2 separate regions of the Homo sapiens genome follow, and region 1 is linked to region 2. Evidence: chromatin loops called from intact Hi-C (ENCODE). Cell type or tissue: PC-3. All regions are shown on one strand.

Region 1 (8,000 bases), 100 kb before region 2:
CACTAGGTTCCCAAAAGGGCATCAGCAGCTGCCAAGGCAGAAGGGGGAAGCGGGTCCCAGAACCACCCACCTCCGGCTGTCCCCACCGCGAGGACCCAGCAGTCTGGCGCCCCCACCACGGCCTGGAAGATGACGGAGGGCCCAAGACTAATATTCACGACAGCCAGACCACGCTTATTGTTTAGAAGGAAGCTCCCTTTGTTCTTACTTTTTAACCAAAGAGAAGCGAAAACATTTTTTTCCTGATCACATTTTCACCGACACCTGAGCCGACAAGCCAGCTCCTGGCCCCCGGCTCAGGACTCCTCGCTCTCTCCCTTCTCGGGGCCCTGTCGCCGTTGAAAGGCCCGCTGCAGGCTGGGGAGGGTGATCGGGGCCGCGGGCCATCTCCCCCGAGCCGGGCGGGCAGACTGCGGAGGCAGGCCCCACACGCGCCGCTTTTCCGAGCCCGGTTTTCTTCAGGAGCGAAGCTGTTCCAGCTGACCCGCGCGTCTGGGGGCCTATGCCCGGCTTCCGATTCCATTTAAAACGACCCGCGCATCTTATCTCCGTCGCCTCCCCGGGGTTCCCACCCACCCCCCTCCGGCCCGGGCCAGGCCAGCCCAGCCCCGGCGGAAGCCAAGCTGGGAGCTTTTGAAGTCCGGAGAATTTCAATCCGAGAGGAGCCGGCTGGACCGGAGCCCGTCGCCCCAGCGGGGGAAGGGACGGGGGGCCTGCCGTGTGGCAGGTGGGGGATGGGTGTCCCCCGCCGCGAGAAATGAGAAGCCGCCGGGCCTGGAGCGGCCTCCACCTCAGCTGCTATCACCCCCTCTCCGCTGTCATGGGATTGCCCAGGCTTAATGGGGTTGTGCAGGGCTTCACTTGCTCTCGGAATTTACCTTCCTTCTCGAGCCGTGCCGCGAATAACCTTCACGACACAGTGATAACGATGTTATTAAATACTCCCCCCACATTCACCGCCCAAAAAACCAAAACAGTGTTCTTATCCAGTCCTCTCTTTTTTTGTCTTCTTTCCTTTAAAAACCCAACCGCTCTTAATGTGAGGTTGATGAAAGGATGCTTTTGGAAGAAGTGACATTTGGTTAAAACGTTTTCCCCCTAATGCGCCGGTGGAAAGGGGCGGGGGTGGGTGTGGTTCCCTAGGCTCCTAAGACTGGCCAGTCAGCTTTGAAAGAGCGGGGCAGAAGTCGGGAGAGGGCTGGGGAAGGCTTTGGGCTGAGGGGATGTGTCCCTGAAGCTTCAGATCTGGAGCCCAAGGGAGGCAACCTCCCTCTGAAAAGCCGGTCCTCAGCTCCATCCAGCCCTCTCCGCGGGATGTAAGCCCTGCTCCGTAGGGCCCGACCCAGGAAGCAGACTAAGTGGCACTCCTTGATCTCTCACTCCTACTCGGCTTTCATCTCACCCAGAAGAAAAGCGGATCAAACAGAGGATTCCCATTGAATGCAGAGCTGGGGGCGGGGTGGGGAGCCAGGAGTCCCTCTGAGGACCCAGCCCCCAGGAGATGGGGGCAGCAGGCTACTCACGAGAAGGTTAAGCGCTCAAGGAGGAAAGGAGGGTGGGCACCTCAAAGGCCCAGTGCTGGAGGGCCCTATAGAGAGTAGGCAACCTTGGAAGCTCTAAGACAGATGCCCAGGGGGCTTGCCATTGACAGGAAAGAGAGCAAGCCAGGTGCTCCCTCAGGCTGTGGCTGCTGGTAGGGAGGACAGAGAAAGATAGAATACCTGGACAGCTCTCCAAGGCAGGAAAAGGTTCTAGGATTTGACTCCCCTCACTCCCAATTGATCCTCTCACCTCTAAAACATTTCCCTGGATTTTGGGGCTAGCAGTGCTCAGCATATAGTGGCTTCAGGAGTCCCAAGGAGTAGAAATATCTATGTGGACACTACCTTCCGGATCCCGCTGCCTCCGCCCCCAGGCAAGATTAATGAACATCGTCTTAGACTGAAAGAGAAGTGGAAAGCCGGAGTGAAGAGGAAACTTTGTCTTTCTTTGGACCCCTTACTTCCTCTACCTTCCTTAACCCTATGGATAGGAAGATGGAGGAGAGAAGCAAAGAAGGAGAAGAATACAGAAAGAGAAAAAGGAGGAGAGAAAAGTAGGAGATAACAGATAAAAAGGTCACGGAAGAGGACTTACCTGTAAAAGCTGGGGCTTTGCTAGGGACACAGAAAGGAGGGAGGTGCTGGGCTGCCCTTTGCAGCTGGCTGCCTAGGGCTAGAAGCTCTTCGGGAGGAGGCGGAGAAAGGGGGGTTGAGCATAGAAGGTGCCCACCTCCTGCTCTCAGCAATGTGGGGATAGACTCAGCCCACCCACCTGGCCCCAGCACACTTGCTTGGAGCTCAAAAAGGGTCAGTTTGAAGGAGTTTTATACCAGCTTCTTCCCTGGGAGAGGAGCCAAGAGAGGCCTATGGCAGCTTCCAGATATTAAGTTCCACAACCCCTGCCCCCACCTCCAGCCCTTCATCAGAGTCCCTACTTACTTGCTGTTTTAGGGCATTTTCAGCGACTTCACTCTCTTCTACCTCAAACGCCATCCACTTTTGGAGACAGGTACCACTGCCCCTAGGCAGGGACTTGGGAGAGGACCTTATGAGTCAAACCTCTATGAACCCCAACCTTTTTGTACTCGGGGAGGCTGAACCCCTGCCCAAAATAGCGCGGTGAAAGCTACTGCCTTCTCCCAAGTAGGGGCCTCCAGTACTGCCACAGCAGGGGCCGCATTCCTGGCGCCTCTTCATTCGAAAAACCTCTTTCCAGGAGACTTCGCTGATTCTGAACGAATACTTTAAAATATGGGCAAGGGAAAAAAAAAGACAACTCTTAGAAACTCTCCCCACCCAACATACCTGGAGTGCAGGCGAGGTCCAGGCAAACGGGAAAGCGACTTCTTGTACGAATAGCCATCTCAAGATGAAGCCAGGCTGTGGAAAACTTAAGGCCATCTAGATGGGAAGGAGGTATTTAAAAGAAATCAGCACACACTCTTACAGAAGCCAAGGCGGGTCTTTAAATTAAAAAATAATAATAAGGTATTTATTTCTTGCCCCTTAGGGAAGAAAAATAGCAAAGTTTGGTTCGCAGGAGTAAGGAGACAGAGGTGGGTAGGGAGAGGGAGGAGAAAAGAGGAAAAGATGGCCCAGCCTCAAGCTCTCCAGTCAACTTGGGGCGGGGGAATACATTTTTCCGTAGCTTGTAAAAAGACTTTTCAGCCAGTTTGAGGTTAGCTGCCAGGGGCAGACAGTTGTAATAATGCCGACAGAATTGAGGCTTGTAAGCCGGGCTTCACACTTCTAAAATGCAGTTATGGATTCTTTCATCGGTGTTAGATCAAGGCACCAAGTTAAGAAAACAAAAGTCAAAACAACAATAAAAGAAAAAATCAAAAGCTTATTTAATTACCGAGTCCCGCTGCCCCTGCGGAACTCGCCGCGCGCGTTAAGCTCTCTTTTCTTTCTGCGGAATTCCATTTGCATCCCCTCTGCCTGGGTGTCTCCCTCTCTCAGTGTGTGTGTCTCTCTGTCTGTTTTCACACTCTCCTCCCCAATCGAGCGAGGCCCACACCTGGCGCATCACTGCCGAGCCATTAGCTGCGGGTTTCCTTTCATCTTCGCTGTGGCAGACGTTTCTATTTATCCACTTGCGCTCGCCGAGTGGCGTCACCAGCGGTACTGTAATGACGATTGCAGCAGGAGGATGACAGCTTAGAAAGAAGAGGGCAATGGGGCTTCCTCCCAGAGGCGGTGCGGCACAGAGGAGCGCTCGCTTCACAAGGTGACCCTAGCTCCCACCGCCACCGCCGCGGTCGCGGTCCAGACCGCGCTCCAGCAGCTCCGCGCCCTCCCAGGCACCCGGCCTTTCTTTCTCCCTCTTGCAACCAAGATCCGTCCGGCCGCTGGAGACCCAGGGAGCCGGGGTTAGGAACTCACTTGGGGCTTTCCCCTCCCCCACCGGAGAGCCCCGGGATGGAGAGCCGAAAGGACATGGTTGTGTTTCTGGATGGGGGTCAGCTTGGCACTCTGGTTGGCAAGAGAGTCTCAAATTTGTCCGAAGCCGTGGGCAGCCCGCTGCCGGAGCCGCCCGAGAAAATGGTGCCCCGTGGTTGCCTGAGCCCTCGGGCCGTCCCTCCGGCCACCCGGGAGCGCGGCGGGGGAGGCCCGGAGGAGGAGCCGGTAGATGGACTCGCAGGCAGCGCGGCGGGGCCGGGCGCCGAGCCCCAGGTAGCTGGGGCGGCCATGCTCGGCCCAGGACCCCCGGCCCCCTCAGTCGACAGCCTCTCCGGACAGGGGCAACCCAGTAGCTCGGACACCGAGTCGGATTTCTATGAAGAAATCGAGGTGAGCTGCACCCCGGACTGCGCCACCGGGAACGCCGAGTACCAGCACAGCAAAGGTAGCCACCGTGCCCCTCCGCTCCCCGGGCCTCCCACTGCGCCCACCCTTCACTTCGGCGCAGGCCAGGAGGAAGACACTCCCTTCCCCTAGGGCAGGATGGCTGGGGGGACCCACCTGAGCAACTCTCTCTGCTATCTGCGTTCTGGCGGGGGTCTCCTACTGTGTTCTGGCATTGGCGGGACTGAGGGTGACAGCAGTGCCTTGAGTGCGGGGTGCTGAGGGGGCGGATGCAAGTCCTGGACTTGGGGGATTCGAAGCTCACCCCAAGCACCCAGTGTTTCAACTGCTCGGGGAATGCTTCAATTGCTCGGGGAAGACACTTTCCCCAGGCGAGGGCAAGATCAAACGCCGATCCGGGCAGTTTGTGGCTGGCAGGGTGTAAGAGGCATGGAGGCGCGGAAGCCAGGAGTCCATAAAGGACCGTAAAATTGCGGCCCACTTGGGCAGCCCGGGTGCTGCAGCCCTCCGACCAGTTTGCACGTCGGTCAGAGGTCCAAATTACCTTGTCACTTCCCGGGCTTCGCGGCGCCAGGTCGGAAATGGTCCCAATGGTCTAATTGCCTTTGGTCTCCGGTTGCATTTGAAAAGGCAGAGATCGGGTCCTCCCCCCTTCCCCTTTCCTTCCTAGTCCCACTTCTCCACCCAAAGGAAAAGGAGCTGCAGGGGGCTGGAGCCCCACCCTTCTCAGAGGTAGGCCCAAAGGGGGGCTGGTTTAACTGGAGAACCCCTCCCCACCAAAGGCTAATGGGAAAGGGGTGGATAGCCCGGAAGGGAGTTTCCCTCTGTGCCAACAATCACCTCCCCAGAAGGGGGTAGAAAACTGGGCGCGGGTTGGTGGGGGGGAGGAGAGGGGAGCCCACCAGCAGACACTCCTCCACAGAACTGTAGGAGTGGGTGGAAAGAGCCTGGGGGCGGGGGGGAGAAAGACCACCCCCTGGTCTTGGCAGCCAACGCCTTGTTGAATACCTGCACCTACCCCTTACTATCTTATCACCGATTTCACCCAGCCTCCTTCCCATAACCCTCAGAACAACCTGGACTCCACTCACATATACTAAGGTAATAAATAAGATACTCAACATGCATTCTCACTCCAGCCCTGCAATACACGGAACCTAGTACACATTCCCACACCTGTTCTGGCAGCCCGTCACACATAAGAGCAAGGAAACTCTCTGAATGCCCAGCATACTACAATGCACTTGACCCAGAGTTTACAACCCTCTAGCACAAAGGTGCATCTCAACTCATGTGCCTGTCAGAAGTGCACGCCCTGCCAACGGGAGGCAGAAATCTCACCTATGCTCCAGGGCAGGTGGGAAGGGCGGCTGGGAACCCCTGTACCCAGGATGCCTTAGAGGAAGGGAAGGCCTCCCCAAAGACCTCTACCTACCCAATCAAGGGCAGGCCCTTATTTTCCCTTCTTGGGTTCCCCAGAGGCCGCAGTACCCTAGCAGAAACAGTTACTGAGGTGGCTGACAGGGTGTCCCTTCCCAAATCACCCTCCCACCTTAGGCCTACAGCCCCACTTCAATGGCGTTTGTGTGTCTGTGTCTGTACACGCCTGTGCTCTGGACTCGCTGTGCAGGGTCCGGCTCCGAGGCGCTGGTCGGCAGTCCGAACGGAGGGAGCGAGACCCCCAAGAGCAACGGCGGCAGTGGTGGGGGCGGCTCGCAAGGCACCCTGGCGTGCAGCGCCAGTGACCAGATGCGTCGTTACCGCACCGCCTTCACCCGAGAGCAGATTGCGCGGCTGGAGAAGGAATTCTACCGGGAGAACTACGTATCCAGGCCGCGGAGATGTGAGCTGGCGGCCGCCCTAAACCTGCCGGAAACCACCATCAAGGTATGCGGGGTCCAGGCTGGGGAGGCGGGTGTGCACCTATTTAGCGGGAAGTAAATGCCAACTGCCAACTCCCTGAAACGCAGGCCAGGAATCTGGGCCTGGGGTCTCCCTGCCCGGCGCGTGCAGATTGACCCTCGTGACAGCTCCTAGGCAGGCATTGCTGCCATGTGGCTGACTCTGTCCCTTTCCTGGTTAAATAGACAAGGGGTGGGCGTGGGGGAAGGGGATAGAGTGCCTGTGCGGGTGACAAGGAAGTTTCTGGGGACACGCTCTCTGCGGCCGCAGACCAATTGAGTCCATGTCCTTTCACTGCTCCTCCCATACACACACTGGCCTCTGGCACCCCGGGGGCCTGGCCACCTGGGCAGAAGGAAGGAGGGAGCGGGCTGGAGTCACTCCCCAAACCTCTCTCGGAGGGATTCCAGCTCCAGGTGGTGGTGGTGGGGTCGGTCTCTACCCGGCTGGTGTCTGCTTTGGCTGTTCCTGCCCTGCGAACACTGTCCCCGGAGCGGGACCAGACTACTGGCCTCTGAGCATCGGGCCAAGTCCAGCTACTGAACCTGCTCCGCTCCTCTCCCCAGGTGTGGTTCCAGAACCGGCGCATGAAGGACAAGCGGCAGCGCCTGGCCATGACGTGGCCGCACCCGGCGGACCCCGCCTTCTACACTTACATGATGAGCCATGCGGCGGCCGCGGGCGGCCTGCCCTACCCCTTCCCATCGCACCTGCCCCTGCCCTACTACTCGCCGGTGGGCCTGGGCGCCGCATCCGCCGCCTCCGCCGCCGCCTCGCCCTTCAGCGGCTCGCTGCGCCCGCTCGACACGTTCCGCGTGCTGTCGCAGCCCTACCCGCGGCCCGAACTGCTGTGCGCCTTCCGCCACCCGCCGCTCTACCCCGGGCCCGCGCACGGACTGGGCGCCTCTGCCGGCGGCCCCTGCTCCTGCCTCGCCTGTCACAGCGGCCCGGCCAACGGGCTGGCGCCCCGGGCTGCCGCCGCCTCGGACTTCACCTGTGCCTCCACCTCCCGCTCGGACTCCTTCCTCACCTTCGCGCCCTCGGTGCTCAGCAAGGCCTCCTCCGTCGCGCTGGACCAGAGGGAGGAGGTGCCCCTCACTAGATAAGGGGCCGCCGGCTGGCTGCCGGCTCCATGACGCCCGTGGGGTCACCCCCCGGCCCCGGGACTCAGCCAGCCTCGCTCCTCGCTCCTCGCTCCTCGCCCCTAGGACGCCAAGGGGGAAAGGAGAGGGCGGAAAAGGACCAGCGGGATCCGGCCGCAAGAATTGGAAAGCCTAGGAAGTGGCGGTGGCTGGCGCGTTTGGGGAGCAGGAGTGGGGATAGGGAAGCAGAGCTTGAGAGACCTTCCTCCGGGGCAGCCTCCGGACCCACCGCCCCCCACCAGGGTCGAGGCTGTAGCTCCAAAGCTAAACAAAACTTAGCAGCAACAGCAACCAATATCCAGTCCCTCGGCCCCTCGGCCCCTCACCCTCCACCTCACACTCCCTTCTCACCGGGCCCCCTCTCCCCAGCCAAGGCCCAAGCACTGGAAAGGGAAATTGCTGTCTCTCTGAACAAAATGCTGTGTATGCAGAGCAGGTAGAGATTAATCTTTGCCAGCTTTTCCAAGGCATGACAAGGGGCTGGTGGATGGCAACATACCAGTCATTTGGAGGAGAGAGTGAGAGATGATTTACTACCAGGGAGAATCCAGCCCCTTGGCATGGGACCTGGAGCCTCGACTACACAGCATCTTCTGGGTCTGGCGTC
Region 2 (8,000 bases):
AGAATTAAAAGGGGTTTTCAAGACTATATATATTATCCAAGCTTTCAACTAATAGGTTTCTAACCATTTTATTATGCTGATCTCCAGATTTATAATCATGTATTGTTATTAATTTATGAGATGATTTTATGTATGGTCTTTCAGGTGCTTTTTATTTGTGAAAATAAAAATAAGTATATTTTTAGGAAAGCTGGAGCACCTAATGGATATAATAATATCCTACAGTTGTTAGGCAATTTAAGATCTTTTCAGCTGATTGTAGCATAACTTTAAATGGCCTTAAATTGAGATACGTATCCAACTTGTTCACCTGGACAAATTTTCTGTTAGATGCTTGGCTGTAAGTAGCAGGAAACTCCAACTCAACTGTTTTAAACAATAAGGGAATTTTCTTTTCTTCTGTAACAAGAAGTCCCGGGGCATGGTGGCTCTAGGGTTGATTAATCCATCAGCTTTTCATCAGGGACCTGGCTTCCCACCATCTCTGTCATTCTCAGTGGATCAGCTTCTTCCTGAGGCTAGCTCTTCTCATGGTCATGAGATGATGCTACTCATTAAAAGAAGAGGGAGGGTCAGCTGGGCGCAATGGCTCACGCCTGTAATCCCAGCACTTTGGGAGGCTGAGGCAGGCGGATCACTTAAGGTCAGGAGTTCAAGACCAGCCTGGCCAACCTGGTGAAACCCCATCTCTCCTAAAAATAGAAAAAATAGTTGGGCATGGTGGCGTGTGCCTGTAATCCCAGCTACTCGGGAGGCTGAGGCAGGAGAATCACTTGAACCTGGGAGGCGGAGGTTGTAGTGAGCCAAGATCATGCCGCTGCACTCCAGCCTGGGCAACAGAGCAAGACTCCGTCTCAAAAAAAAAAAAAAAAAAAAAGAAGAAGAAGAAGAAGAAGAGGGAATGTTTCGTAATGTGCTTCTCTTTAAAACTAAGGAAACTTTCCTGAGAAGGCCTCTGGTAGTCTCTCTTGCATTTCACTGGCCAGAATTGTGTTGCAGCCTCCTTCCTAAACCAGTCACTGATAGAAGACAGCATTACCTTGCTTAGCTTGGTCTATTCAGGCTTTACTATGAATGACATAGAGAAAGGGAGGTCTCCAAACAAAATCAGGGCTCTCTCAGGAAAGAAAGGCAGAGGGGATAACTATTGGGCAGACCACCAGTCAGGTTAGCTTCCATCGCCCACACTGTTTGTCTTGGGATAACCAGAGTAAACGAGCAGCGGCTCTTAAAACACTTTCTGTAATGTCTAAAGAAACACAACCCATAAAAGGTTTAGCAATGACAAACTACTGTGTTATGACTTTAAAATGGTTACTGAGCATCACGCAGTGTTCAACATTGCTACTGTGAAGTTTGGTATGGTAAGGAGAGAGGCAGATTTGGAGAGAGAAGACCTAAATGTGTTCCTGGACTTCAACGATTACCTGTTTGACCTTAAGTAATGAATCAGCTTTTCTGGATCTTAGTTTTATCATCTGTAAAATAGAGATTTGTCTACCTCAGAATTTGCTGTGAGGATTCAATACAATGTGATGCAAAGGAAAGTGCGTTGTAAATTACTAAGTGGTTCATACATGAGGGAGATTTAATTAAATTAATGAATTTTAATTGGTAAATAAAAGTTGTATGCATTTATGGTGTGCAACATGACATTCAAAATATGTATACATTGTGGAATGGCTAAATCAAGCCGATTAACATATCCATGGCTTCACATACTTATTTATTTGTGGTGAGAACACTTAAAATCTATTCTCTTTCCAATTTTCAAGTGTATAGTACATTGTTATTAACTATAGTCACCCTGTGGTATAGAGATGTTTTGAAAGAGGAGCAATAATGTGCCATTTATCCAAGCAAAAATCTCCACACCAGTCTTGGCAGTAGACCTGCAGAGGCTCTAAGGGAAAACAGCTGGAAGGATTACAGCTAATGAGCAGGCTTTTCAATGAAACAAAGCTGATTTAGTAACAACCCAAACAAAGTTAGTCTCTTCAGGCATTTTTTTTTTAAGTTAATAAGTTCAGGAGGGAGTTTAGATGTGCAAATGTGGTTACCTGGGCTTAAAGGTGATCAGGTGAACAGGAGTATATTGGTTCTAATTAAGGAGCACTTGACTTGTATTTTAACATAGTTAAAGCTGAAATCCAAAGCGCTTCATTTCTACAGCAGGCTTGCCTCTTCATTATAGCAAAATCTTCACTCAGTTCTGTTACCTCATTAGAAAGCTTAGTCATCTATACAACATTCTCACTCACTCACACCTGCATATTTCCTATACCTCCAAATGGCCTACCAGGAAAATATCTTTTTTCCTAATTAATAAGTTACTGTGATCTCAGTTTCTCTTCCCACGCCCTCAGCACTTCAGAGCTTGAATTATTCATTTCCAGCCTCAGTGCTGGGCTCCAGCTGCTCATATTGAAGAAGGCTCTGTTGACCTTGAGCTTGAGAATTTGTATGTGTTATAATACAGATGTCATTAAAATATAAAATTTACCTGCTGAGAACAACATTATACTATTTATGAAACCATATAATTTCAATAACTAAACTCAGCAAGATTTTATTGCTCTTTCCACCTGCAATCACAGAAGTGCTGACTCATCACTTGAGAACCACAGCTCACCAATGCGCAGCTTCACTAAAAATCTGCAATGAGTCTTATTTTTTCATCATCTCTATGTAACCTTTTTTTTTGTGGCAGTTATACAGCCCCCTTCTAAAAGGTTATAATTAATTAAAGGCTCAAATTAACACCAGGAAAACTTTCATGTCACAAAATCTTCAGTGCCTCCGTGGTTAGAAAGAGCTATATTTTTAATACCATGATGATAAATTAAAATTCAGGAATGTCTTTAAAATTTTTTATAGGTATTTTAACAGTCAATTTCACCTTCTCTGAAGATAGACTAAAAGGAGCCTTCTTTGATGTACTGAATTTCCTTATCTCCCACTCTGGCTTATTTATTTTACTTTATGTTATATACAGATACACACACATGCACAATTTTCTTCGAGATATCAGTCCTTTTTGATCAGAATGCTTAAGTAATTTTGTAATTCTCTTAAGGGTCTTTAGACATAGTCATATGACCATTTATAGTGCATTTCATCTTGATCCCCTCCTCCCAAAAATTGAGGGGAAATAAAGGCTTGCCTCATGGAAATGGACAAATAATTTACCCAATTCCATTTTCACTTTGAACCACAGTTGATATCAATATAGTTAAAAGTGAGATGAAGGTATGAGAACAGCAGAAAACATTAATTGTACGTACACGGGATACCGCTCTGTTTATGTGTCACCAACAATTGCAGAAGCATGGCAATGGCCTGTGAAGTGTCCTCCCGACTCCAACTGTGGTACGAGTGTGTGCACAGAAAGTGAACATTCTTAGAATTCACAATCGCTAATGCCATTCTTATCTGTAGAAGTATTACATCATTTACACATTTTTACTAAGCTGTTAGCCTCAATCATGCCCCGAAGCAGTTATTTCCACAGGTTAATGATGTATTATATAAAGAACGATTTCCTTTTTATTCTTGGAGGATTTGCCTTTTAATTTCATTTAGCAACCATTTTGTCTTACATGATGGAATGTTGTAGGCTTAAATTAACTCTCCAAAGATTGAAAAAAATCGATGTCTGTTAGCTGCGCTTTGAACTATACTTAAACCTTACAAATGGAATTTTCTATTTTCTTTTAAAGGGGAGGATTATAAAGAATATTTGATTATTTTGGTAAAAACAGGCTTCCCTTAGTAAAAGAGATAGTATGTTATGAATGACGTTTATAACCTAATATTATTTAGATAAGGTGGAAAAAAAGCCCCCCCAAACCCAGCAGGACCTCAATGATGGAAGCAAATCTGGAAAATAAGGAAATCTGATAAAACATAAGCCCACCATTTTTGCCTTGTGGTGTGGGTGTTGTCCTTACCTGCTGGAAAACACTGGCAAGTCTGTTCAGTGAGAGGCAGCCGAAGAAGGCTAGCAAATAGATTTATTAATCATTTCAGGAAAAATGAAGAATGCCTTTAAAGACAACACCCTCTTCTTGGCTTCACAGAATCTTTTTAGGTTTTACTGTTAATAAGATTAAACAGGAGATGAGCAGTAAAGATATTGAAGCAGAGTTTTTTTTATAAGAAAAAGTACACATTAAGAATCGGGCTCCCCCACCACTTAGCTCAGCACTGTGTCCACATTCTTCTATTCAGATTTTTTTATTGCTGTTTGCTTAGGGGAAAAAGTCCCTGTTGAAAGAATGCGGGCCGGAGTACATTAGTCACCTTTCCAGTGCTGTTTCTGTGGGACGGGGCCACGTATCCCTCCCAACTCTGTAAGTTCTCTGCTAGTCAGGGCTGGAGACTGCTGCTGGCAGAAACCCAATCTTCTCCTTGCAAATAAAGGAGCCATCTGACAACGCTGTATTTGTTGGGGCCTCTTCTGAACCAATCAGAGACTGCCCTTGACCGACGGGAGGAGGAGAAGTTTATAATAGGATCAGTTTTGTTTGCAATTTGTTTCTAATAGATGCCAATAAGCCAGTTAACTAGGCTCCGGTTAATGGACATTTTATTGTTCCCCCCCTCCCGCCATGGTGCACATGACCTTTCCTTAGAAGCATTTGTGATGCCTGAAAACATGTATCTGCTGCCTGGTAGCCAGAGGGCTTGCTCTGCTCTAGAAAACTTGTTCCCTAGCCCCGAGCTGCAGACCAGACCCAAATACTTTGATCATTCTGTCAGTGGGAAATTTAGAGCAACATTCGGGCTTTTGTTCCATGTGTATTTCTCCAAATGTAATATCTCCCTCAAGAAATCAATGATAAGCTGTTAAACTAAAGAGCATGGTAACATCCACAGAGCAGTAAATTAATGGTCTTTCGTGGATAGATGGTTACAGATTTCATCATAAAAAATGGATAAAAGATTACATATCACACAGAGCGAAACTTTTAATAACTCAACATGACTTTTCTTAATGGGTTTTATTCATTTTAATCATTATAGTGTCAATGATGATTATAGCCTTATTAGATTGTAGTGATTGAAGGGCCTGTTTATGAGATATTGAAAATCTCAGCCTGCTCAGAATAGCCTGGCGGCCTGTGTGGGTTTGATGTGTAACTTTATCTGAAGGAGCAGGGCTTGTCAGGAGACTTTCAATTAATACTTTTACTAAATTGCTCCTGTCTTTAGTGACCTAGGTCACAGATGACTTAGGGATTCCACAACATCAGCTTTCCCAAACAGTTGGGCTACAGCAGTGTAAATCAAAAGAGGTTGTGAGTGTGTGTGTTTAAACGAAGGTAGGACTAGGAAAGGCCTCAAGTGAAGTGGCTTGAGTCCTTCTGTCTCACTTCGCAGCCAGGAGAGTCCTCTTTCTGCCTTACGATGCCTCACGAGAAAGGAGTTCTAATAACGGGATAAAAAGTTGGCCTCAAGAATCTGGAAGTTTCTCCGTTTTTCCCTCCATGTCTGGGCACATGATTAAAATAAAAATCAAGACTCCATTCATGATTAATAAGGTGCTATTTCAGAGAAATGCCCCAAAACCCAGTCATCCTAAAAAAGTTATTATAATAAAGGTGTCAATGTTCCTAAATTCAAAATAATAATAATAATAAAACCTACAGATGAATACCTTCAGTGGGACCAAGATTATAATGCCATCTATTTGATATCCTGATTTAGTATTGATTCTTTAGAATATCTATTTCCATTACAAATAAGTGTCACCTAAAAGTTATTCCAAATGTTTCACTATAATGGATGTCATCTGTAATAGGCCTTTGAGAAGCAGTGTGGTGTGTCATGGTGTTACAGGAGACCTGGGTATAAATTTGGGCTACTTCCTTTACCAGCAGTATGTTTTGGGACAGGTGACTTGAATTGTCATAGCCTCCATTTCTTCATCAGTAGAAATGGGAATAATGATAATACCCATTTTACCTGTCTCCTTTGTAGGGTGACTAACAGAATCAAATGAGTTCACATTTGTGCTGAAAAAACTCTGTTTTCAAGTGAATCTTTAGAATGTCACTAAGATCCAGGAGCCAGGTGATGTGGCTTTTAAAAATACAGGGTTCAGTGTTAGATAGAAAATATCAAGTGATTTGATGAAAATCTGGAAAAGTCAAATTCAATTGAAGTCTAAGTGATTAGGTCCCAAATATTTGAGAATAGAATAATAAAAGTCAAAAGGAATCTAGCAGAGCTTTTTTTTTTTTTTTTGCTTTTTTAGTAGGGAGAAGTGGATATTTGAATGTAAAAAGATAGTGCAAGCCAGTAGGAATGGCTTGGGAAATGCCATACTGTATGGACAAGTGGTCTGTCTCCGTCTGTCAGATGGGCATAGCTGAGAATCAATCTCAGTCCAGACCTTAGCACAGGAGAAGGGAGATAATCACGGGTGGGGGAAGCCCTGGAATTCAGAAGGGAAGAGAAAGGGAAAGAAATGGGGGTAGAGGAAGGACAGTGGCTTACGCCCAAGCTGGAGAAAACGCACAAAATTAAAGGGAACCAAGGGTTGGAGAGGGGGGCAGCTGGTAAGTGGGAACTGAATGGAGTCCATCTATGACAAGGAAGCACACAGCAGGGAGGAGGTGCGGTAGGGAAAGAACATGACCATGACCTTGGGATCCCACAACCCTGGTCCAGTCTTTTTCTACCACCCTCACGATGGCCCCCCAGCTGCCAGCCCCACTCAGTATCCACTCACCACTAAGGACATGCCCTGTGGAGTCAGTCACATTTATATCTGCTTGGGGTAGATATAATCTATGGAGTGGTTGCAGATACTCAGATAATCTCAAAATTTAATTCCCTCGGTCCACAGACTTCTATTCTTGATCTACACACTCTCCCTGGGATAGTCAAGGCTAAGCTTCTCTACACAGCCTTTCAGTCCCCCAACTTTCTCCCTGGGTCCAGACATAACTTTCTAACTGCCTTGCTGGTCATCTTTGCTTAGACATATCCTGAACCTACCTTGTTCTCATCAAACCTGTTCCTCCTCCTGAGTTCCATACCTTGGTTAATTACACATCCACTGGCCCAGGTCACCAATTTTTGAGTCATCTTCCACTCTGTGTGCTTTACTCCCCAAATCCAATCAATCACTAAGCCCTGTCAATTCTAATTCCTTAGTGCGCTGGTTTTAAAATATATCCACAAATTCTTTGACCCTTCTCCTATTGATAGGTGCGTCTGTATTTCTTCCCCTGGAAACTAGACTTTTATGACTGTTTTGACTAATAGAATTTGGCGAAAGTGAAACCATGTAACTTCCAAGAGGCGACTTAGCCTCCACCTTGCTCCTTGGAACGCTTGTGCCTTGGAGCCACGAGGCTTCCATGTTGTAGAGAAGCCCAAACCAGCACATGTGGTGAAACCACATAGAGAGGCCCCGGGACTACATGAAGAGAGAGAGATGGTTGGCTAGGTCCCAGCTACTCTGCCCCTCTGCTGACTACCTGGCTTCAACCATCATTTGACTACTACTATGATAGACCCTGCCTAGAAAACCACCTAACTGAATGGTCCCCAAGTTTCTGACCACAGAGATAATGAGATATGATAAAATGATGGTTAATTGTTTTAAGCTACTAAGTTCTGGGGAAAATGTAACATAGCAAAAGTAACTGGAACATTTACCATCCATCCCCTTTTCACTACCACCTTAGGTTGGGCCCTCATCAGCTTGCCCAGCCAGTGGCTGGCACACAGGAGGCCCAATCAGTGCTCTGGCTGAATGAAAGTCAACTTTATGACAGCAGGCTTTGCGGACGAGATTAGGACCTTAAATCTAGTTAGGTTAGAATTTTGTGGCAATAGATTTCTCCCTGCTGTTATAAAACTGCCGATGTGACCCAGATGAATTCGAGAACTAGCATGAGATCCATGCCTCCCTCAGAAATAAAACATGAAAGGGAAGAGAAAAGATTTAAAAATAAGCATTATCAAGTGCTGTAAGTGATTGGTTT

What was found. A loop is a pair of places that touch in the nucleus more often than their neighbours do. Peaks named below come from ENCODE experiments on the same cell type or tissue, not always from the same donor. Only the 100,000 strongest peaks of a DNase experiment are listed, where the experiment ranks them.
Region 1: a loop joins it to region 2, with 4 times the contacts of the local background. A loop is called at or near these places in 3 of 110 quality-filtered maps.

The regions. Positions count from the first base shown.
Region 1 is chr7:27,239,069-27,247,068 of GRCh38, forward strand. It overlaps EVX1 (even-skipped homeobox 1), which reads left to right and starts at 3,734. Exons shown (of 3, transcript NM_001989.5): 1 at 3,734-4,389; 2 at 5,980-6,236; 3 at 6,818-8,000. The coding sequence starts at 3,963. The coding sequence ends at 7,357. It overlaps EVX1-AS (EVX1 antisense RNA), which reads right to left. Exons shown (of 4, transcript NR_120507.1): 1 at 7,893-8,000; 2 at 2,847-2,942; 3 at 2,481-2,573; 4 at 2,361-2,382. RefSeq lists enhancers at 3,352-4,229, 6,151-6,759, 6,760-7,369. In PC-3, no CTCF peak of the experiment used is centred here; no DNase peak of the experiment used is centred here; H3K4me3 peaks cover 1,614 bases; H3K27me3 peaks cover 1,337 bases.
Region 2 is chr7:27,342,760-27,350,759 of GRCh38, forward strand. It overlaps LOC107986733 (a long non-coding RNA gene), which reads right to left and starts at 4,011. Exons shown (of 3, transcript XR_001745009.1): 1 at 3,951-4,011. In PC-3, no CTCF peak of the experiment used is centred here; DNase peaks (open chromatin) are centred at 4,352 and 7,052; H3K4me3 peaks cover 2,121 bases; H3K27ac peaks cover 2,499 bases.